Regions from separate parts of the Mus musculus genome. Here region 1 is linked to region 2. Evidence: chromatin loops called from intact Hi-C (ENCODE). Cell type or tissue: heart. All regions are shown on one strand. Links, peaks and the distances in the headings refer to the core of each region. The heading gives the core; the rest is flanking DNA.

Region 1 (11,040 bases), core at 1,854-9,853, 600 kb before region 2:
TTGCTGGAGGAAGTGTGTCACTGGGGGTGGGCTTTGAGGTCTCAGAGGTTCAAGCCAGGCCCACTGTCTCACTTTCTTTCTGCTGCCTGCAGCCTCTCAGCTGATCTCCAGTACTGTGTCTGCCTATGTGCCACCATATTTCCTGCTATGTCTGCCTGCATTGATACCACGCTTTCCCACCATAATGATAATGGATTAAACTTCTGAACTGAAAGCTAGCCCCTATTAAATGTTTGATCATGGTGTCGCTTCACAGCAATGGAACACTGACTAAGACAGCTGTGGTAGCTGTATCTCACTCAGGTGGTCATGGTTAGGTAGCACCAGATCGAGCATCTCTCCATTGGCTAAGATAGCTATGCTGACTGTATCTCAAGTGGCCATGGCTACACCGCACCAGCTGCCATGTGCTCGAGAGTCGTCTCTCTCTGCTTGGCACTGCTCTGTCTTTAGCTGAATGGACTCACAGAATCCTTTTCTCCCTCATGGAGTTATGAGGGAAGAACTTCATCGTGATCATCTTTTTTTTAAAAAAAATAATTATCTTGTATTTTGTGTGTGTGTGCCTGAGTATATGGATATACACAGCATGTATGTGGGTGACCTTGGAGGGAGAAGAGGGCAGCCGATCTCAGATCTCCAAGAACTGGAGTGATAGAAGGTTGGGCGCTGCCTTGTGCCAGGAATCAAACCCAGATCCTCTCTAAGAATAGCAAGTGTTCTTAAATGCTGAGCCATCTCTCTATCCCCTACTCCATCATCATCCGCTGGAGGGGGTAGCCCTATAGAGTTGCAGTGCTCACTTACTTGTTCCTAGGGGGCACAGGTTGGGTCCCTATAAGTCTCAGGGTCATAACTATCAAATGGCCAATGCGTATGCATAATTCTGTTTGTGCATGTCTGTCTAAAGACACTTTATTTATTATATATTATTGGTTTGTCAGCTTTGAACTTGAAGCAAGAACACTTATAACTCATGCTGAAGTGAGGTGTTTCTTTTTTTCTTTCTTTCTTTCTTTCTTTCTTTCTTTTTTTTTTTTTTTTTTTTCTCGAGACAAGGTTTCTCTGTGTAGCCCTGGCTGTCCTGGAACTCACTCTGTAGACCAGGCTGGCCTCGAACTCAGAAATCCGCCTGCCTCTGCCTCCCAAGTACTGGGATTAAAGGCCTGTGCCACCACTGCCCACCTGAGTGAGGTGTTTCTTTCATACATTTTCTTTGCAAGCCATTCCACAATCTTACTATGTTTACTGTGGCTCTAGGCTTGGGGACCACTTTCAAACGACAAAGTCTCCCACAGGTACATCGACGCAAACAGGCATTTCGCTGAAGAGACTGAATATCTGCTCACTCCGTGACAGCGGAATCAAGCCTTGTTGGACAACGGCCGGGAGGGGACACCTTCCATGAGCCTTGCGCTTTTGGCCAGTCTGCCGCTTTCAAAGTGACTGTAGGAGCATCAGGGTAGACAACTGGGGACCGTAAACGATATTGAGCCACTGAGAACAGACTCTGAGCATAAAGATGGACCGACTGTATTTGCATTGTACAGGCGAGGAAACGGAGATGCCAAAGACAAAGTTGCTCAGGCTCTCAGAGATGCAGAAATCCAAAGTGCACAGCTGCAACTGGAGCCCAGCTGTCAGGCGCCAGGCAAGGGAAGAACAGGGCAGTAAACATCCAAGAAAGTGTTTGAGGAAGCATGGGTTACAGGTTCGGCCCTTCAAACCCTAGCCGTCTCTCTCTCTGACCAGTCCACTTTTGTTTGTTTTGTTTTTAAACTTTCTTTTTCAGTGTTATAGAAAGAACCCAAGAACTCTTGAACGCTAAGTGACCATGTCACTGCTGAGCTACAAAGCTAGCCCTATTTTTATTATTGTTTTTTATTTTAATGACAGGACCTCAAGAATCCTAAGCTGGGTTTAAACCTGTAGACATTATTATCCCACAGCCTACTCCACCTTTGTCCATAGCTCTCCCCTTCCTAGAATGCTCCCCAGACCCGTTCTTTGGCATCTATCACGGCCCTCTCCGGAAAGCCTTCCTTCACCCTACTGCTGTCTTTTCAAGCCACGGAGTAACAGATTCTGTTCTTTGCATCTACTAAGAACCGAGACTTATCTGAAGTGCTAAGGCCTTTGCGAATACAGTTTAATTCTCCCGCCAAAATCGCAAAATGGGTGTTACCCTTTAATCTCCTCGGAACAGAAAGCCAAGCCCTGCCCCCAGACAGTTAGGGTCTCCCCAAGGTCACAGGGCTCTCCAGCGCCGCGCAGTCAGAACGTGGAACCAAGATCCCCTCATTTTCCAAAAGCTGGACTCTAGGGCTCTGCTGCTACACCTGTGATCCCAGCAGAGAGGAGGCAGGAGGATCACAGGATTGAAGCCACTTTGGGGTACTCAGCCAATCCTAGGCTAGCCAGGGATACAGAGTGAGGCAAACAAGCAACAAAAAGCCCTGCTCAGAGCAACTCCACAACCCCATTAGTCTCACGCCCTGAAAAAGGCAACTTCGGAGTGCACACAATAATAAACACGCCCTGCTGCACACGCTATACATCCTGTGTTAATTACGGAAACTCGTCTTTTCCCATCCCCACCGCCAAGGTCCGAAGCCCGCGCAAACACCGCGCGCGCCCTGCACCCAAACGCGCGCGCAACCAGAGCGACTCGGCGCGTGCGCGCTGCGCGTCCCCGGCATAGGGGCGGGCGCGGCCTGCGCTCCGGTGTGCGGCCCGGCGAAGCGCGTACTCACGGCGTGGCGGGTGGCGCCGGCGTTGACTGTGACATGTAGGCCTCGGCGGCCGCAGGTTACGATCGGTTCCCTCCAGCGCGGGTTCCCGACCCAGGCGGAGGCCCGGGACGCCGTCCGGGGCAGCAAGCCCACGGCTGCGCGACCTCCGAACGCCCACATGCTACTCCAGCTCCGCGGCCGCTCCGCCCCGCGCGAGGACTCGGTGGTGCCACCTGGTGGCCGTGCCCCCCCCCCGCCCCCCCCCGCCCCCCCCCCCCCCCGAGCGCCGCGGCTGGGCTCCTGCGCGCAGGTCCAGCACTACAGCCCTGTGCAGACCTTTAACCAGAACCCAGAACCTGCTCTGCGCCAAACTCGCAACGTATCCCTTGGGCAGCACTAGTGTGTAAACACTGACCCCTGCAAGTTTATTCGCTGACAACAATTTTACAGAGTGGTAGTGGGTGATTCTGAAGATACGCTGGTGATCAAAATAGCTTTGCTTAAAAAACAAAACAAAACTAGTTCTAACAGCTAGCTTCAACTGCCCGATCATCTCAAATTCCGCATCTCTTAGGCAATAGAAGTACCAGGCAGCATGAATGGAGGAGGGGCTTCCGTAGCCCCAGGCTCAGCCGAGGAACTATTGGTTGCTGATGGCTATAGGATGAGGGAGGGTGAGTTTTCTTCTGGGATATGGCCTCTGATTGGCTGTCCTAGCTCCATGGGGATGGTCCTACACTGTATACACTGTTAGGGCTAAGTGGAGTCGGTTTAAAAAAAAAAAAATTCAGAGCGGTGGTAGTGTACACCTTTAATCCCAGCACCCGAGAGGCAGAGTCAGGTATATGGAGTTCGAGGCCAGCTTGAGCTACATAGTGAGTTTCAGAACAGCCGGAGCTACATAGTGAGACCTAGTCAAAATAAATAAGTAAATAAACAAATAAACACATAAATAAATAAAAATTTAAAAAGGAACATAAAATTGGGAGGAGGGGTGGGGTGGTTCGGTAGGAGTTGGGAGTGGCAGGTGAGTTTGATCGAAAACACATTGTATACATGTATGGGATTCTGAAACAACAGTAGGAATAAGGAAGTGCCCGGCTGAAGTACCCGAATGCTTCTTGGATGAGGAGTAGTCAGGACTGGTGATTGGTTCTCCTCATAGCTGTTTTTTTTTTTTTCCCCCCCAGCAGCCCCAACAGGTTCCTCACACTCCTGGTAGTTCTCCTGGCTTTTATGTCAGTGTGAGAAGGAGTCTGTGCATTGTCTCGGGTTGCCATTATGACACTGGAGAACTCTGAGCTTCAAGAGTTAAGAGACAGTGTCAGAGGAGTCTTTTGCCTCCAGGGTCTCAAGAAGGATTGAATGACAGCAGCGGTCAGCAGCAAAGCGTTTAAGAACATCCTCCATGTACCACCTGACTTGGGATACTATTGCTTCTGATTTCCCACAAAAAGCCACAAAGGAAAGGGGAAGTTTGTAGTGACTGCTAATGCAACCCTCCCCCTCTCTCTTTCTCTCTCTCCTTCCTTCCTCTCCTTCTCCCTCTCTGACCTGTAGCTAATTTTCAGATATGGAATTGGAAGCCCTGACATATTAAGTGACTCCCCCCTGATTGAAGGGGAGTTAGAACCCTGGCTTCCTGATTTCTGGTCCGAGGGCTCTTACACCCTCTGTCTTAGAAAAGGAGTTTTTCTTAGTTTCAATATCACAGCTCTAACTGGCTCTCTGGGATCATGTGCCCATCCATGGAAGCCAATAGTCTGCAAAACAGTGAGGGCTACGCTACCGGTCAGCATCATGGTCCATTCTGTGCTGCTGTAATGTACTGCCTGAGGCTGGTTAGATTATAAAGAACAGAAATGGATCCTCTGGAGAGGAAGAGAAGAATGCTGTTCCTCACACAACAGAAAGGCCTCCAACAAGCCCTGTGTATAGCAAGGGTTGAGCCCTCATGACCCAGACCCATCCAAAGGCAACATCTTCCAATACTGGTGTGTGTGTGTGTGTGTGTGTGTGTGTGTGTGTGTGTGTGTGTTAAGGGTCTCAAGAAGAATTCATGGAGTTGACAAAAGCATTCAAACCACAGAAGCCAGTACCAGGGAGGGGCACGTTCTGGTGAAGAGGCATGGAAAGTTCCAGTGATAGCTATTCCGGTCGGAAGTGATGTTGCACATATTCCCAAAACAATGACTTCCACGATGGGGGACTGTAAGCCTGTTCATTTACTTATAGATCAGAGAAGTTCAAGGTGTTCCTCCCTAACATCTGCCAAGGACATAGCGCTGTTTACTGAGGAGCTGGGAACAGCTCCTTGTGTCCCAGGAGACTGGTAGCACTCAGTATCCAAACTCTGGCATGCCTCTGATACACTGCTGTGAGCTTAACATAGAATTGACTCATGCCAGGTGGTGGTGGCGGCGCATGCCTTTAATCCCAGCACTCAGGAGGCAGAGGTAGGCAGATCTCTGTGAGTTCGAGGTCAGCCTGGTCTACAGATCGAGTTCCAGAACAGTCAGAATTACACAGAGAACCCCTGTCTCAGAAAACCAAAAACTAAACTAAACCTAAAAAAATAAAAAAATAGAAAATAAAAAACCCCAAAACCCCTACTGATTAATAAAGTGTGTGAATCAGTTAACTGATATGAGTGTTTTTGAGAATAGGTAAGAAACAGCACTAATTTAAATAATAATTGCTAACTATGAAATGTGTGATGCCCAGAAGAGAGGAGGTTGGGCTTATTTGCTGGGCCTGACTTCCAGCAGCATGCCTTGGGGTCCTAGGAGTCAGCATTTGGGAGAGGGCTCTCATCTCTACAAAACCAAAATTATTCTTGGAGATTTATCTGAGGGGTCACAAAGATAGAGGCAGGTGGTGTGGTTGGAACAACATGTTATTTATTTGTGGATTTTGTTGTTGTTGTTGTTTGCTTTTTGAGACAAGGTCTCACTATACAATCCTGACTGACCTGGAACTTGCTCTGTAGACCAGGCTGGCGTCAGACTCACAGAAATTCATCTGCCTCTGCCTCTCAAGTGCTGGGTTTAAATGTGTCTGTCACCACATTCGGCATGTATGGCAAGTGCTCCATCTTTGAGCCCCATCCTCAGCTCTGAGATATCAGCCTTAGAGGGTGGCTTGTATTGATTAAGGAGTTGGCATAGATGTAGCAGCTGTCCCTCAAGGAAGCTCTGTGCTGTGATAGAAATACACATGGCTTTGTGGGCTCAGCTGCTGTATCTGTACAGCACAGCATTCAACAGGTGAGAAGCATGCTTCTCATGGACACACAAGGGAGTTCAGGACAGGAACTCAGCAGGAAACGAAACAGAGACCATGGGCGGGGGTGTGTTTTGGTGTGTGTGTGTCCCGGGGGAGTGCTGCTTACTAGCTTGCTCCAAATGACTTGCTTAGCCTGCTTTTTATACAACTCAGGACCACCTGCCCTGCAGATGTTAACAATGAAATAGAGATATATAATGAGCTGAAATGTCCTTCAAGTTCCCTGCAGAAAATCTCATTCCCCAATACATTCTGACCAAACTGTATTTGCATCCAGAACCTTGAAAGAAGTGACTAAGGTTGTATAAGGTCATACGACCCCAAATCCAGTGTATATCTGTATTTATGAAGAGAGGGTAAGGTTAGGGCTCTAACTCAATAGTACAAAGCTGTGGGTTCGACACCACATAAAGAAAAACAAGCCAAGTGTAAGCTACCTCCCCACAAGCTGTTGGTAAGAGAGGTTCAAACAGTCTCCCCAACAATACAGACTATTGTCATTGCTCCCGACTGTCCACCAGAACTTGACAAGAAGACCCAATTGCTGCAGACTCCACACACGTTGTACTGCCTGGGGTAGCTGCCGAGTCAGAAGTCAAAGGCCTGAAAACAGCGCTCTACATGTTGATGTGCTGGAGACACAACTAGTAGTCAGTCATAGGTCAAGTGTGGTCATGCTCTCCTTGAGGATTTCTCAATGATGACCCTTTGACCTCCTTGCTGTGGGGTTGCCCCAGTCTGAGTTTCAGCAGCAATCCTAGACTCCAACCACTAGGTGGCAGTAGTGCCCACTCCAGATTAAGTTGCTATACTCTAATGTTTCTAGACACTGCAATATCGTCTCTTGGAGTGTCTGGGGCAAAATTGTCCCCTTCAGTTTCTTTGTGCAAGTTTGAGCTATAGACTTACAGCAATCTCTTTTTCTTACTTCCAAGTTTGAGATAATTTTCATGACATTGTCCAAATTCCTTCAAACTTGGTTCTTATTTATAGTTAGTTTTTTTGAGTCAGGGTCTTGCTAGGAAGCCCAGGCTGGCTTGGAATTCCCTGTTCGCTTGCCTCCAGCTCCTGAGTGCTGGAGTTATAGGCACACACCTCCATGACTGGCTCTATTTCTCATTTCTCAGAGTTTCAGTTTCCTCACTGTCAAATAGAGCAAATGCCTTAGGGCTTTACATAAAGACAGAATAAACAGCTTGTGAGAAATGGAAATCCTCAAGTGTGGGTCACACACATGGTCAGGTGGCTAGTCTTGGTGGTATTTAAGAGGCAAGTTCTATACCCATGACTGCAGAGCACAGAAAACACTCCGTGGGTCTCATCAATCAGTAATCAAGAAAATGCCCTAAAGATTTACCCACAGACCTGTTTGATGCAGGCATTTTCTCAGTTGAAGTTCCCTCTTCCCAGATGATCCTGGGTTGTGCCAAGTTGACAAAACTAGCCGGCACAACACACCTTTCTGTTCCTTACTAGCCCTACAAGTCATTAGAAATAGTGGCCTGTGCTAAGCTCCTTGGCCCCAGGCCACAGTACTCTGTCTCCTTCACCAAGATCTTTTCACCCCTGGAAGGAAGGTCAGGTGGTGGCTGCAGCCTCCTGGTTACCAGGATCCTCTCTGCTACTATTCACACCTAGATCTGATCGCTAGTCCTGGGCTGATTTGCTTTATTTTGAATAGGGGACTCTCATCCTTGCAAATTACATTTCTGTCTTAGTTAGGGTTTTACTGCCATGAATAGGCACCATGACCAAGGCAAGTCTTGTAAAGGGCAATGTATAACAGGGTCAGAGGCTCAGTCCATCATTATCAAAGTGGGAACATGACAGCATCCAGGCAGGCATGATGCAGGCAGAACTGAGAGGTCTACATCTTCATCTGAAGGCTGCTTGCAGAATACTGCTTCCAGGCAGCTAAGATGAGGGTGTTAAAGTCCATACCCAGAGTGACAAGCCTACTCCAACAAGGCCACACCTACTCCAACAGGGCCACATTTTCCAATAGTGCCACTCCCTGGGCTGAGCATATACAAACCATAACAACTCCCAAACTCCCTTCAGTTTGTCCTAAAGTTTCTTTGGGACATGGCAGGAGCAACCTGGGTGGATGAGGATTACAATACAATACATTACAATAACAGACATTATAGCCTGGAGGGCAGTGGTACATCAGAGAAAAGGCTGGTGGCTGTTTCCCCTCTTTCTTGTCTTACCCATGCAGGTGGTATCTCCAGTAGTGACTGGGTTTCCAGTAGTGACTGGGTTTCCTCTGTGATTCCCCTTCTTACTGGGCAAGTCACCTTATTTTAGCCACCATTCCCAGGCTCTGATCCGCCCCCCGCCCCCCTTTCCAAGATCTCTGGTTGTAACAGGCAATGCAGCTTTCTGCTTCGTTTAATTTTTATGAGACTCCACACTTTCTTCTTTCACATCAAGCACCGGTGCAGTGAAATCTCTGCATAAAATTTCCACCACAGTTGTCTTCCAGGCTGGACAGCAACTGTTACCTGTATCTATATTCTGGACATCATAGTCATGTAAAGTCTTTCTTCCGTAGATATTTTCAATTACAGGAGTGTCTTAGTTAGGGTTTTACTGCTGTGAACAGACACCATGACCAAGACAACTCTTATAAGGACAATATTTAATTGGGGCTGGCTTACAGGTTCAGAGGTTCAATCCATCGTCATCAAGGTGAGAACATGGCAGCATCCAGGCAGGCATGGTACAGGCAGAGCTGAGAGTTCTATGTCTTCATCTGAAAGCGGCTAGTGGAGGACTGGCCTCTAGGCAGCTAAAATGAGGGTCTTAATCCCATCCCCACAGTGACACACCTACTCCAGGAAGGTCACATCTCCTAATAGTGCCATTCCCTGGGCCAAGCATATGCAAACCATCACAAGGAGTCTGTTTTTAATCTGACTTCTAGTTTTAATCTCTATTTCACTACCTCACTGCTATTCTTTCTTCTTGCTCAGGCTTGTCTTTCCATCCACCCCACCCCACCCTAGTTCAGCTACCTATCCATCCACCAGTAGGTCAAGTGTCTATAGATCTAAGCCCCATGGTTGCTAATGATACAATGAGTAAGGATGCTGACCATTGTATGAGTTTATAGTCGTGTGCAGGAAGGAGTGGAGTTTATTGTCTTATAGAACCAGGGGAGTGCAGTGATAGGAATAATCACAAGACTGGCCCCACCTCAATCTGAGGTGTGATGAAGGCACTCCATCAGAGGTTGGTTAGGCAAAGGAGGGGAGAGAGGAAGAGCCAAACAGGTAGAGAGGACCCAATGAACTGAGGATATGACTGCTCCAAGGTATAGATATGAGGGAGAGGACAAAAGAAACATCTAGAAGAGTCCCAACTGAACTTGACTACGAGAATCAAGGGAACCCAGAGAGTGTGTGGTGTTGGGAGCCGCCCCCACATTCGCCGTCACAAGATGGCGCTGACATCCTGTGTTCTAAGTGGTAAACAAATAATCTGCGCATGTGCCAAGAGTAATTTTCCACTACATGTACTCTGCCTTTTCTCGGCCATGGGCTGCAGCCAATCAGGGAGTGATGCGTCCTAGGCGAAGGATAATTCTCCTTAAAAGGGGACGGGGTTTCCGCCATTCTCTCTCTTGCTCTGCGCTCTGGCGCTCTGACGCTCTGGCGCTCTGGCTCCTAAAGATGTAAGCGGGGGGGGGGGGGCTTTCGTTTTTGGGGCTTGGGGCTTGCGCTCCTGGCTCCTGAAGATGTAAGCAATAAAGTTTTGCCGCAGAAGATTCTGGTTTGTTGTGTTCTTCCTGGCCGGTCGTGAGAACGCGTTTAAGAGTGTGGCAGGAACAGTAGGGTTATAAGGCAACAGAAGCTGGGGGAAGGGAAGCTGGAGATGGTTAAGGTACAAAGAGCTAAGAGGACTCAGGTGCCAGAGTGAGCGTCCAGCTTCAACTTTGGTATGCTGACCCCACAGTTAGCCATTTGTTCTGACTTTCTTTGGGACTTGGCAGGAACAACCTGGATGGACTTGTAAGGGTCCGAAAATTACTGAAGGAAGACCCCAGACTCAGTATGCAAAGGCAAAGAGCGTTTATTCTGCAGAAACAACCAGCAATCGGGATTAATCAGTTTTTTTGAGATGGTGACCCCAGACAAAGGTGCACAGGCCTTCTTATAGGGAACTGGGGGAACTCTCTAGAAGGATTAGGTAATTTAAAATTTCACTGATGGGTGCTAGGGGGTCCCAGGTGTCCAGTGGTCCTATGTCATTGACGTTTAACCTTAGGATGAGGGAGGGCTGCCCAGCACAGATGGCCCATCCCAAGATAAGATATTTCCCTATTTTTGTGCTTATTCCCTGGTTGTTCTTTGGGAGCGGGTTTTAAGACCTTGTTTCTGGATATTATGGTCTGTTCCCGGAGCTGTTGTCTTATGGCTGTCTTTTCAAGATCAGGCCTGGTCCTCAACTGGAGATAAACAGGGCTTGTGTCATCCTTGCAGGCTGCGAGGGTCCATGAGGAAAGGACCAGTGCTCTGGAGTCCTAACAGTGGGAATAGGATAGTTCAAGCCAGCTGCAGCTCTGGGAGTGAGGGTATAATTTCCTGCCAGACTTGCAACTCTCTGTTTTCCTTATAAAAACTCCAAGGTGAGCATTCTGCTAATAAGCCTTGCGGGCCAGGTCTGGCTTTGGACCCCAGAGTTTCTTACCAAAGCCACTCCGGTGCCTTGCTTGTCCTTGTTTCTGGAACTGCCCCTTGGGTGCCCTTGGTGCCTTTTGAATTTGCTGTGCTTGTTTGCTTCTCTTTTGTCTTAGATCTGATTATTCAGACAATTGAGTTGAGGCTTCTCCCGAGCTCTTTGCTCTGCCAGCTAGTGGGCACTTCTCTGGTGCTTGCCTCAAGATCAAAAACAATCTATACCAGCTCCAAGGATGCCATCAAGAAGAAGCTGACAGGAATCAAGCATGAATTAAAAGGAAACTGCTTCTGAGGAGGTTAAGGACCCCTGAACTCTGGTAGAAAAACTAAGTGGCAGC
Region 2 (11,040 bases), core at 2,071-10,070:
GGTGGAACAACATTATGAACTAACCAGTACCCCAGAGCTCTTGACTCTAGCTGCATATGTATCAAAAGATGGCCTAGTCGGCCATCACTGGAAAGAGAGGCCCATTGGACATGCAAACTGTATATGCCCCAGTACAGGGGAACGCCAGGGCCAAAAAAATGGGAATGGGTGGGTAGGGAAGTGCGGGGGGGAGGGTATGGGGGACTTTTGGGATAGCATTGGAAATGTAATTGAGGAAAATATGTAATAAAAAATATTTTTTAAAAAAGTGGCTGGCTACCCATATAACAGGTGTGCCAGTATTGTGCCAGCGGGTGCATGTTGCCTGGCCAGTTAGTAGGGTCCACAGCTGGGTCAGATTATGATGAAAACTCTTCAGCAGTGTATCTTTTCCAGCACTGTGAGAGCTAACTAGAGGGGAGCTTCTAGACCAGTTCCAATTTGAGTTCTTTGCCTTGGAACTGAATATGGTATGTGGTATCGTTGACAGACTCTTACCACCCAGGTTGGTGGTAATCAATAGCAATGGCAGATGACTGTATTGTTTGGAGGACTTTCCTGACTAAACCTTGTAACAGGCTAGCCCATCTCTAGCACTGGGATATTCTTTTAATAACCTATAGTTTCTGGGCGCAATTTCATCCACCCATGCAAACTTCTTTTTTTTAACTTTCTGCCTGTCTTGTTTTGTCCTTTTGTGACTGGGTCTTACTATGTACCCTTGGAACTCAAAGAATCTCCTTGCCTCTGCCTCCTGAGTGCTGCAATTTTATTTAACTTTTAAGTGTGTGTGTGTCTGTCTCTCTCGGTGTGTGTGTGTGTGTGTGTGAGAGAGAGAGAGAGATTGTGAATGTGAAAGCAGCCCCTTGTAGAGGCCAAAAAAGGGCTGTCAGTTCCCCTAGAGCTGGAGTTACAGGTGGTTTTAAGCCACCCAACGTGGTTCCGGGGAACCAAGCTCATGCCCTCTGCAAGAACAGTAAGTAAACTATCTCTCCAGCCTCTTTCTTTTTTTTTTTTTTTTTTTTTAATTAGCTTACCAAGCATCAGACTTCTTTATGGCATTTTTTAAAAGGTTAGTTTGGTTGACCCTCACCCATCCCCCTACGTCCTCCCCACAAAATCCCTTCCTCTCCCAGGATTCCCCCTTCCACTCTTGCAGAATATACTCTCTACTACCCCTCCCCCACCCAAGCCTCCCTGTCTCCACTCTGGGCCCCTGTCTGCTTTCCCGGGCTTTACCCACCCTCACTCCCACATATACTAAAAATTAGAAGCTAGGATTCATAAATGAAAGAGAACATATGGTGTTTGTCTTTCTGGGCCTGGGTTATATCACTTAATATATTCTCCAGTCCCACCCATTTTCCTACAAATTTCATCATTTTGGATTTTTTCTTTGTATGTTTGTGTAATGTTTTCATTGCCCAGCGATTAATTAATGTGTCTCTTAGCTGATCCCATCTCATTGCAATTGTGAAAGGATAACTTGATGCGCCGTTTTTGACAGTTATCACAAAGACCACACTTGAACTCCAGTCTGCCCTCAGGACCACACCACACTCCCCTCCTCTTCTCATCATGAACAACCCCTGCAGTGCTTCTGTGTGGTTTAGTGCAGTGGCTAACACAGGTTGGATAAACAGTAAAATGTTGGGTACCGATACTGCTGTTATTACTAGTGGGTTTATTTTGTGTTCCTTAAGTACAACAGCCTGCACTGGTGACAAAAGGGACAGGGCAGCTCCAAGAAGCAAGGAAAGAAAATCTGGTCACCTTTCTTAATTAGTGCAAAGACATCTCTATTAAAAATTAATTTTAGGGGGACCAGTTGGGAGCAAGATAAAGTGCAATAATACAAGGACATTCAGTTTATACAGAAAACTGTTCGTGTGACCCTTCAAGATGCCTTGGCACTGGTCACCAAGCCTGACGCCCTGAGCTTGATCCCCAGGCCCCACATGTTGGAAGGAAAGTATTGCCTCCTGCAAAGTGTCCTCTCACCTACACACACACACACACACACACACACACACACACACACAGTGGCAAGCCTGCTATGGCATATGCACACCCACATTCATATGCAGATAATGAATTGATGTGTTAAAACACTTGGCATGTGAGCTCTTAAAGCCACATTAATTTCTGGCATCAAGGACCACAGAAGGTGGAAGCCGTGGGCATGAACTGCGTGGAGACAATTCAGTTCGTAATGGCATCGTTGCCAAAGAGAGAGCAAAAATTTATAACCAGGAACCAGTCTCACAGCCTTAAAGTTCACAGATAGGTTGTCCACCAGTAGTCTAAGAAGTTGTCTGTCTGTCCATCCCCCCACCTCCACTCTTTCAGTGAGTTCAGGAGTGAGTCTCAATGCTTCAATCCACCTCTGCACCCCAATGTCAGAAGGGAGCCAGAAAGCCCAGGCACCAGCTAGTGACCCTGTTCGAGCCCATCCTCTGGTTTAGGGAGAGTGGAGGAGATCTATGAATAAGCATGGCTCAAGAGGAAACTTTTATTTTGTGATTTTGGGGGGTTGCTTTCTTTGTATCCTGGAGTATCTGTTCACTTTCACTACCAGCTCTGCTGCAACACATGTAAAAGCCAGCACCCTGGTGTCCCCAGAGACTGAGCATGTCACCATGCCTCTGATCCTCACTGTCCCCCTCTCTCCTACAGAACCAGACTGCTTCTATCTAGTCTGTTTCTTCTGTCTTTATTCTCTTGCCCTCCTCCTACCCCACTGGTCTCTGAGCATCTCTGCCTGGGCATCACAGACTCTATTTCCCACTTTCCTTACGTGATTTCTTATAGGACAGAGCTTGAGAAAACAGAAGTTCCTCTCTTTCTCTCTCTCTCTCTCTCTCTCTCTCTCTCTCTCTCTCTCTCTCTCTGTGTGTGTGTGTGTGTGTGTGTGTGTATGTGTGTGTCTGTCTGTCTGTCTGTCTGTGTCTGTGTCTGTGTACACGTACCTACATATGAATATGGATGAGGGTGTGGGATTTAAATTTATACATTCGTAATTTTGATTGCTTCTTCTTGTCCTCATAATAGCATGTATAGCAACTAACATGCCCAAAGACTCAGTTACCTTGTCCACCTAGCACACAATGTTGTAATACAGAGAACTGAGAGCATTAAAGGGTAGTATGTAGGTACATTTATGTTCATGTGTAGTATGTGCTGTGTGATTGTATGAGTGTGTGTGCATATTCTAGCATATGGGCATGTGAGTGCCAAGGTGTGCATGGAGAGGTCAGAGGGCAGCCTTAGGTATCAGTCCTCAGTTTCCAACCTCAATTGAGGTAAAGTCTCTTTGATGATGCCCTGAGCCTGGATAACTGGCCCATGAGCTTCCTGATAGTCTCCTGTGTCAGCTTGCCAACTTCCTTAGGGGGCACTGGAAGGAAAAACTAAGAGCTACAGAGTCGGGTTTTCACTGAGTTCTGGGGATGCGAACTCAGGTTGTCAAGTCATGGAAGAAGACAATCAACATCCCCCTCTGGCCTCCATACATTGTGCACAAACCCACACACTCAGATGCATGCCCCACACACCAAAGCGTGATGGGGTGTACCTGAAGTCCTGGTGTTAGAGTGCCAGAGAGAGGTGGGTACCAACCGGGGCTTCCCTCTGGTCTTCCAGAGCAGTTTTCAGGTTTTAACAATGAACCTGTGCCCCCGCAGTCCCGTCCGTCAGCATGAGGAGTAGGTTGCCCTCCCCATCTCAGTTCCCATGGTCAGAATCCCTAACTAATCTTCTACCCACGGGGCACTGCGAGCGTCGCAAGCTGTTGTTGCAGCTGCTCACACCAGCAACGGCTCTTGACTTGCTGAACACCTTCAGTATTTCCAGAGCTGTGTTGTCACGGTTCACCCAGCTGCACCGAGGACTTCCTCCCCCCCCCCCCTCCCCAGCCACATCTGCACCTACAGCCTCCCTCCTGCCCCCCTTCCAAGCCCATGATTGATCCATCCTCCTGCACTTCAGACCCCAGACCCTCGGGAGCTGGTCCCATCAATTACTTGCTCTCTGTCTGGAATCTTTGGCTTCCCCATCCCTAGGGCTCTTTAACTTATTCATCATAGAAACATGTTCAAACCTCTTCCATTTTGTGGAAAACAAAACAAAAAACAAAAGTCCAAAACTGCCTTTAACCCTTTCTTCTTTTGCAGCTTCTTCAGTCTTTTATAATCCTTGTCCATACACTACACACACACACAAACACACATGCACACACACACACATATATGTGTGTGTGTGTGTGTGTATATATATATATATGTATGTATATGTATATATCGTTTATCAGTTTCAACAGTGTCACTGCTCATAGAAATCGATCTCCTTCCTAGAAACCCCAGAGAGGAAGGAGAGACTCAGCTTTACTGTGCCAGCCACAGGAGCACAGGTGCCAGAGCCACAGTAGGTAGGGTCAGGGTGTCACTCACTGTCCACGGCTTGTCCAGCATGCATGAGGCTTTAAGTTAGACCCCCAGTATTGGGAGAGACCAGTAAAGAGTCTGTCCCCCCTGGAACTGAGAGCTGCCCCCGGATGTGAGTTAGGTGCTAAATCCATGACAATCTTAGGGGGAACAGCATAGTTTTGTCATTCTGTGAGTTATCTCCTCTCCCAAACCTAACTTTGGGAGGCATTAGAATACTCCTTAGCAAGCTGGCAGAGAGATGGGGAGCAGAAAGAACCTAGCATTTCAGAGCAGAGGTCTGATCTCTGGCTGAAGGGTAAAGTCTTGGGTGTCACTGAGAGTTGATGCTTTACATTGACTGTCCCTGAGGTCGGCCTCACCATATGTCACGGACATGCCAGAGGACGGCTTCTGTAATAAAAGCACACATGTGACATTTACCATCCTAACCTAAGCAGTTTTGATTGTGCACATGAATAGTGTTGAGTACACATGGATTCGCAGAAGAGCAGAGAACTTTGTAAAAAGCTCTTTTTATAAACAGAGTTGTTGATGCATATAACCAGTTAAGTATATGCCCTTAGCCTGCTATGTCATAAGAAGAAAAGAGACACAGACATAGACCCAGGGAGAACCCCTTAAGGGAGGCAGAGATGGAAGCAAAGCAACAGCCGTGGAGCAGTGCTCCCACAGAGTGATGGTCATGCACGGAGTGCTGGAGGAATGCTTAGCCTGGCAAGCAACAGGAGAGCCCAAGATAAGACACGCAACAGAGACTTCCCTGCAGCCTTCCGAGAATGCACGGTGCTCCCAACACCTTACTTTGGATTTCTGGCTGCTGTGAATAATGAGGCAGTTGTTTTCGGCCACCCAGTTTCTGGTGTGTTGTTTTGGCACATTTATGAAGTGGATATGCCTGCCCCTTAAGTCACTACAATCTTCCTTCTGGATCTAAGATTCCTTTACATATAAAGGGGTGCAGCAAACCCAGCCTGCATTTTATATGACCTTCTGAGTCACACGGTGTCTCTAGCCAGCTGACAGTCCTTTAGCTCTACCCAGAGGGAAATCATGGTAGGCAAGTGGAACCTCACCAAAGGCTTCTCTTCTGTATTTGGATGCAGAGACCTCGGGCATTAGGCAGCAGGAAACAGTGAGGATGCTGCCCTCTAGTGTTACAATCTTGTACTGGCCACAAGATCTCTCGGTCCTTGACATCAGCTGGTGTTACAGCTCTTGACCTGGGGCCGCTGAGACCTTTGACGCTGAGGACTTGATAACTCTCTGGTTTAGAGACCAAGGCTTACAGGTGCTCTCCTCTGACTCCTGACAGGCTTTTATCCTTCAGCCCTAGCTCTCCAGCCTCCCTTGTCATCTCTTTCCTTCGTCACTCTTCTTCCTGCCTGACCACTCCAGATCTGCTTAGCTGAGAAGACAGGTGCCTCGCTGCCTTCACAGCCTGGCCTACCGATTGCTCAGCTACAGCTGCCTCTGACCTTCTACTCTGTCTGCCCCTGACACTGACATGCCCACCACTCTGCTGCCTCTGCTGCCTCTGCATGCTACAATGTCAGCAAGAAAAGCTCGCACTATAACACCTGCAAACTCAGGCAAAACAGGACAGTCTTTCCTGTCACCTCACTTCTGAGCAGTCTGCTCTTGCAGCCACAGAAGGGCTGTTTAGGCCAGTCACAACCCACTGTCTGGGTCAGTTACAGCCTTGCCTCTTAGCAACAATCATGCGCATTGAGGCTTATAATTTGCACCAATCATGGCCTCACCTCAGCAACAGACACAACAGGCCTCTGCTAGACCACAAGGAGATGCACCCCACTCTGGCAAAGGTGGAAATTGTAAGCAACCTTGGAAGCTGGCTCAAGACACCCCAAGACCAAGGCACAAAGGAGATTAATTTGTCCCAGAGAGACAGAGGGCATGGATAAGGGACAAGGCATGAGATAGAGGAGAAAAGAGAAGGAGATGGGAAGAGGGAAGGGGACAGAAAAGGGAGTCAAGGGAGAGGGGAAGAGGTATTTGTCAGGGAAACTAAGGACTGCCTTTGGATAGAGTGGAGACAGACATGGTCCATAGGCAAATGGCAGTTTATAATGGTAAGACGGGAAACCCCACGTTAGGATGAGGTGTTTTAATTTAATTGGGAATGTTAATTAGGTGAGCCAAAGGAGACTTTTGATTTCTGGGCCTGAGTACTCTGACAGATGGACCTTGGTGGTCAGCCTCGGGAAGAGGAATTGATCAAACAAGGGGATAGACCTTGGCTGATCAGCTTTAGGAGTGTAATCTAACAGTTTCTTAGCAAGGCAGAGAGAATCAGGAAGAAGGGCAAGGCCTGCCAGAGACATGCTCACCACACTCGAGCTGGCCAGAGTCCCTTCAGAAATGGTTTCCTGAGGCTTGTGATAGGCAAAGGTCTGCTTTCAAACAGCTCTGGCTGATGTTATGCCTCCAGGGGCCAGAGCAATGAGCTACGTGAAGTCTTGGCATAGTTGTCTCAAGGCATCTTTGGAGTGCTCCAGACAGCTGGCTGATCCTGGCATAAGGGCAGGTCAGCCGGCTGTTAGACTGATAGTCCTTTTGCTCAAGACAGCCAGGACAGCTGTCAGACAGCTGTTAACTGAGTCTGTTTCTTTGTCTTCCACCACCTTTGCTTATTTATAAGAAATGAACATCAGGAGTACTTACCATAGAGACTAGAAGACATTACCAAAACACTAACTGACTTCAACAGAGTTTTTTAAAAGATTTTGTGTGTGTGGTTGGTGGAGGTATGTGCATGTGAGTGTAGGTCTTGCCAAGGCCAGAAGAGGGCGCTGTATTCCCAGGAGCTACAGTTACAAACAGTTGTGAGCTATGACCAGGGGATGCTGGAACCAGACTCGGGCTCTTTGCAAGCATAGTAACATACTTAACCACTGAGCCATCTCTCTCCAGCCCCATTTAACAGATTGTAACAATGTGTTCTGTGTAGCTGCCCAGTGGCTGGGAGGAAGGGCTGATGGTCCTTACTTGGTCCTCATTGATGCTCTTCTGCATCTTTCTCAGCCTCCCCACTTCTCCCTGATCTACAGCTCCCAGCTCCCTCCTGAGTCACAACGATTCTCAGTCTGTTACTGTTTTCTTCTGCTATCATGCTAGGCTATGATGCTATGCAGTGATTTCATTTTGCCATCATCTCCTCTGCTATCTACACGCCAAATTCCCAAAACCTGGTTCTGAATTCCCCCACTGTCTTCTGGTATATACACCTAGACTTTGTTCGCATCTCAAATACTGCATAGATGAATGGAAGGAATGGTCTAGAGCCCCACGGACCATAAATATTACCATGCTTCGTAGACAATGCAAGTCACCAGAAAAGCAACACACTGGCCACAGAGGTGCACATATGCATGCCTGGTGGGGACTTCATAGTAAAGAGTGACATCAGGTGGAGCAATAGGCTGGGCCATGGATGCACATTTGTAAGGCAACATCCACAGCAACCTGTCCCCAGTGCCCATAGTGGCCTGTGACAACTCCTTGCACAAATGCCTTTTGTGGCCAAGCTTAACCTGGAGTCACACTGGGGAGAGATTCTGGGGAACCTGGTTCTTAGCTGTATTAAGATAACACTAAGACATCAGAGAGGGGGGGGCGGGGCTAGCAAATGTAACCTTCTAGAGAATAAAATAACACAAACAATACACACAAGTAACATACTGGAGAGTTCTCATCCGAATGCTATATAGTCCTCTGTAAGAAAGTGTAACATTGATTTTTTTTTCAAATTCTATATTTAATGATGGTTTTTAAATGCTTTAACCTTCCTTGCAACCCCACCACCCATGAGAGGTAGTTGAAAAGAAAGGATACAGAGGAAGTGGACCTGTCTAGAAAGGTTCTTTGGAGCAACTCCCCGTCTGTGTTGTCTGGAAATCAGCAATTCATTTCACAGATTAGCAGTCAGCGGCAGCTCAATCCATTCAAACACTTTACAGATACACCAGCAGCCCAGTTCAGTAGAGTTGGGTTAGCAACAGCGGTGACAGACCTAGCAGAGACAGCCAGACCCCAGCCTTGGCTCGAGTCAGCTGGAGGGACCAATAGGAACACCAGGAATTCTCAGGTGTGCCTCTCTCAGGGAAGCAAAGATCAGCAAAGATGCAAGACACACAAGCATTGCACACCTAGCTGGACCAGCAAGCCAAGCTCTGTCCTTGTCACTCTGTGGAGTCCTACTTATACCCTCCAAACATCACATGTCCTCCACATGCCTTGCCTCAGTCTGGCTCCTGCCTCTGCACCGGTCTTGCCTCAGCAAGTGCATCCAGTCAGCCTGAGTCCTTAGAAGCAGCAACAAACTGCAGCACACCACAAGTTTTTGGTACATTTCTCTCTATGGAATCCTGACAGATGCAGCTCAACTACACAGTGTAAGGCAGACCAATACATGGGTGTCATTAGCAAAGAATCTTTCATCAAATGTCCTTTTACGTGCTTGCTTTAGCAGAGCATCCTCTCTCCTGTGTCTGCTTCAGCAAAACGTTCCCTCACGAGTCGGCCTTAGTCTTTCACACCTGTGACCACTTTAATGAAACGTTCCTTCACGTGTTTGCCCCAGCAAAACATCATCCAACTGACTTTCCAAAGTCCCCTTAAGTTTCCATTTCTGGAGAGTTTGACAGGGATGGAAGAGTGTGGCGCTGGATCCTGGAGGATTGGGGTCAGTATGGCAGTTCTGGGACCACCCAAAAGAAGACTGGCTTGCCCCAAAACACAACTGCAGGAGCTGTGCTGTGCGACACAGACTCCTACTCAAAGTTCAGATGGTGAATACAGTGAGCCCTGCTGCTTGTGGGAAAGCAAGGGAGAGCTTTCCCGATGGGGAGAGGATAACAATGAACCCTGCTGACTCTTCATGCCTTTGGATTCCAAATCTGTGGATTTGGCCCAGTGTGGACAGAAGTTATTCCGGGGCGGCACTATAATAAACAAAACAATACAGTAAACATTTACAGAGCACCATACTGCGTGCAGTATGACAGATAACCATTTAAACATTTAACATAGTTTATGTTATACCATACCATTTTATAGGAAGGTATTGGGCATGCGCAGACTTGAGTACTGAGACCCTAGAGCTAAGCTTCATAGGTGCGTGTGTGCGTGCGTGCTGGCGTGCGTGCTGGCGTGCGTGCTGGCGTGCGTGCGGGCGCTTATGTTTATGGTTCATGGTAAATCCAATGGGATGCGGGGAGGGCAGGTATTTTGGATTTTGTTTCTGAAGCCGCCTGAAAAAAGTCTGACCTTTGCTACTAGACCCCAGCAAGCTCAGGGAACTACTGGACAGATGACGAGCTGAGGGAGTCTCCCTCGGGCAGAGCAATGGAAAGCAACAAGCAGCTGAGAATGCTATATACTAGTGCCACCAACGGGTATGGCAGAGGTCCACCACCCGCAGAAACGAGTGGTTCCAGTCCGAGGACACACAGTAGAAGGCACATTGACCGCACGCCAAGTTAGAAGTGGGAGGGATGGGGGGAGAAAATGCGTAAATGGGAAGAGTGGGTTAAACAGAGGGAAGGGGCGCAAGTCTCACCTTTTTAAAGATGGCGTGTGGGCACATGAGAGCAGAAGCAGGTGGCAGAAGGGTCAGGGACCACAGTCTGCTTCCCTCTCCTTCTTACACTTTCTCCAGAATTCGTCTTGTCACAGCCCCGTCACCTTTACTGATCCTGGGTTCTTTATCTTCCAGAACCTTCTTTTTACTTATCACAAACGTACCTTTTGTAAGACAGTTACAGCTGAAAATAAAACTATTCTTTCAGGTCATAGACCCCATGTTTGGGTTAAGCACCTGCTCCGCGACAAGCTCCATGCCAGGCACTAAAATACCAAGAGCCAACATGACAGTTCCCGGGGAAGGGCAGAAATCTGCAAACAGATGTAATCGGGAGGCATCTCTCTAGTCTCCCCCTGCACCCCTAATCTACACTGCCAGGGCACACACCCTCTCCACCCACAATTAGCCTGCCACTCTAAAAAATAATAATAGGATAAATCTTTGGGGGTAGAATGCCGGTTTCCAGGTAACTAAAGGGAATTTGCTAGATGCATTTACACAATATAGTCCTGAAAGTCCAACAATGTCTGCCTCACACAGGAGAGACAGAGAACTCTTTCAGTCTGTGGGTTGGGTGCTCCAGCAATTCCATTCTGGTGCTGAAGGCCTAAAGAGTTTCTGAGGAGCAACTTGTCCCCAGCCCATGCTGGAAGCCGAAATCTGAGACCTAATGTTGTGAAATATCCACCAGAAAAGGCAGCTCAGACATGACTCTACAGCAATAGAAAGTGTTTATTTGCTGGCCGGCACCTACACTGGGTGTTCCGGATGCTAGTGTACTACCAAGCCTTTCTCAGGATGAGTTTTAAGCACAAAAATCCATATCCTGGGTTGACATACTTCAGTAAGCAAGAACAAACAGAAGCCCAAAAGAAAGCAATTTAGAGACTTTCCCAGAACTGTGAGTTTTGATGGGTTAGGTCTTTGTGTTCATTTTGGCCTGTAGTAGTACATCTATGTGCTGTTTTATGACCTAGACAGTACTTCTATCAT

What was found. A loop is a pair of places that touch in the nucleus more often than their neighbours do. Peaks named below come from ENCODE experiments on the same cell type or tissue, not always from the same donor. Only the 100,000 strongest peaks of a DNase experiment are listed, where the experiment ranks them.
Region 1: it touches region 2 in a loop (4-fold over the local background); 17 of 42 quality-filtered maps call a loop at or near these places.

The regions. Positions count from the first base shown.
Region 1 is chr19:24,277,654-24,288,693 of GRCm38, forward strand. It overlaps Fxn (frataxin), which reads right to left and starts at 2,937. Exons shown (of 5, transcript NM_008044.3): 1 at 2,754-2,937. The coding sequence starts at 2,912. In heart, for the core only: a CTCF peak has its summit at 2,931 (motif pointing left); DNase peaks (open chromatin) are centred at 2,408, 2,688 and 6,728; H3K4me3 peaks cover 1,855 bases; H3K27ac peaks cover 1,769 bases.
Region 2 is chr19:24,880,118-24,891,157 of GRCm38, forward strand. No RefSeq gene overlaps it. Among named protein-coding and RNA genes, the nearest start is that of Foxd4, 15 kb to the right of the region's middle. In heart, for the core only: a CTCF peak has its summit at 5,599 (motif pointing left); no DNase peak of the experiment used is centred there; H3K4me3 peaks cover 238 bases; H3K27me3 peaks cover 4,442 bases.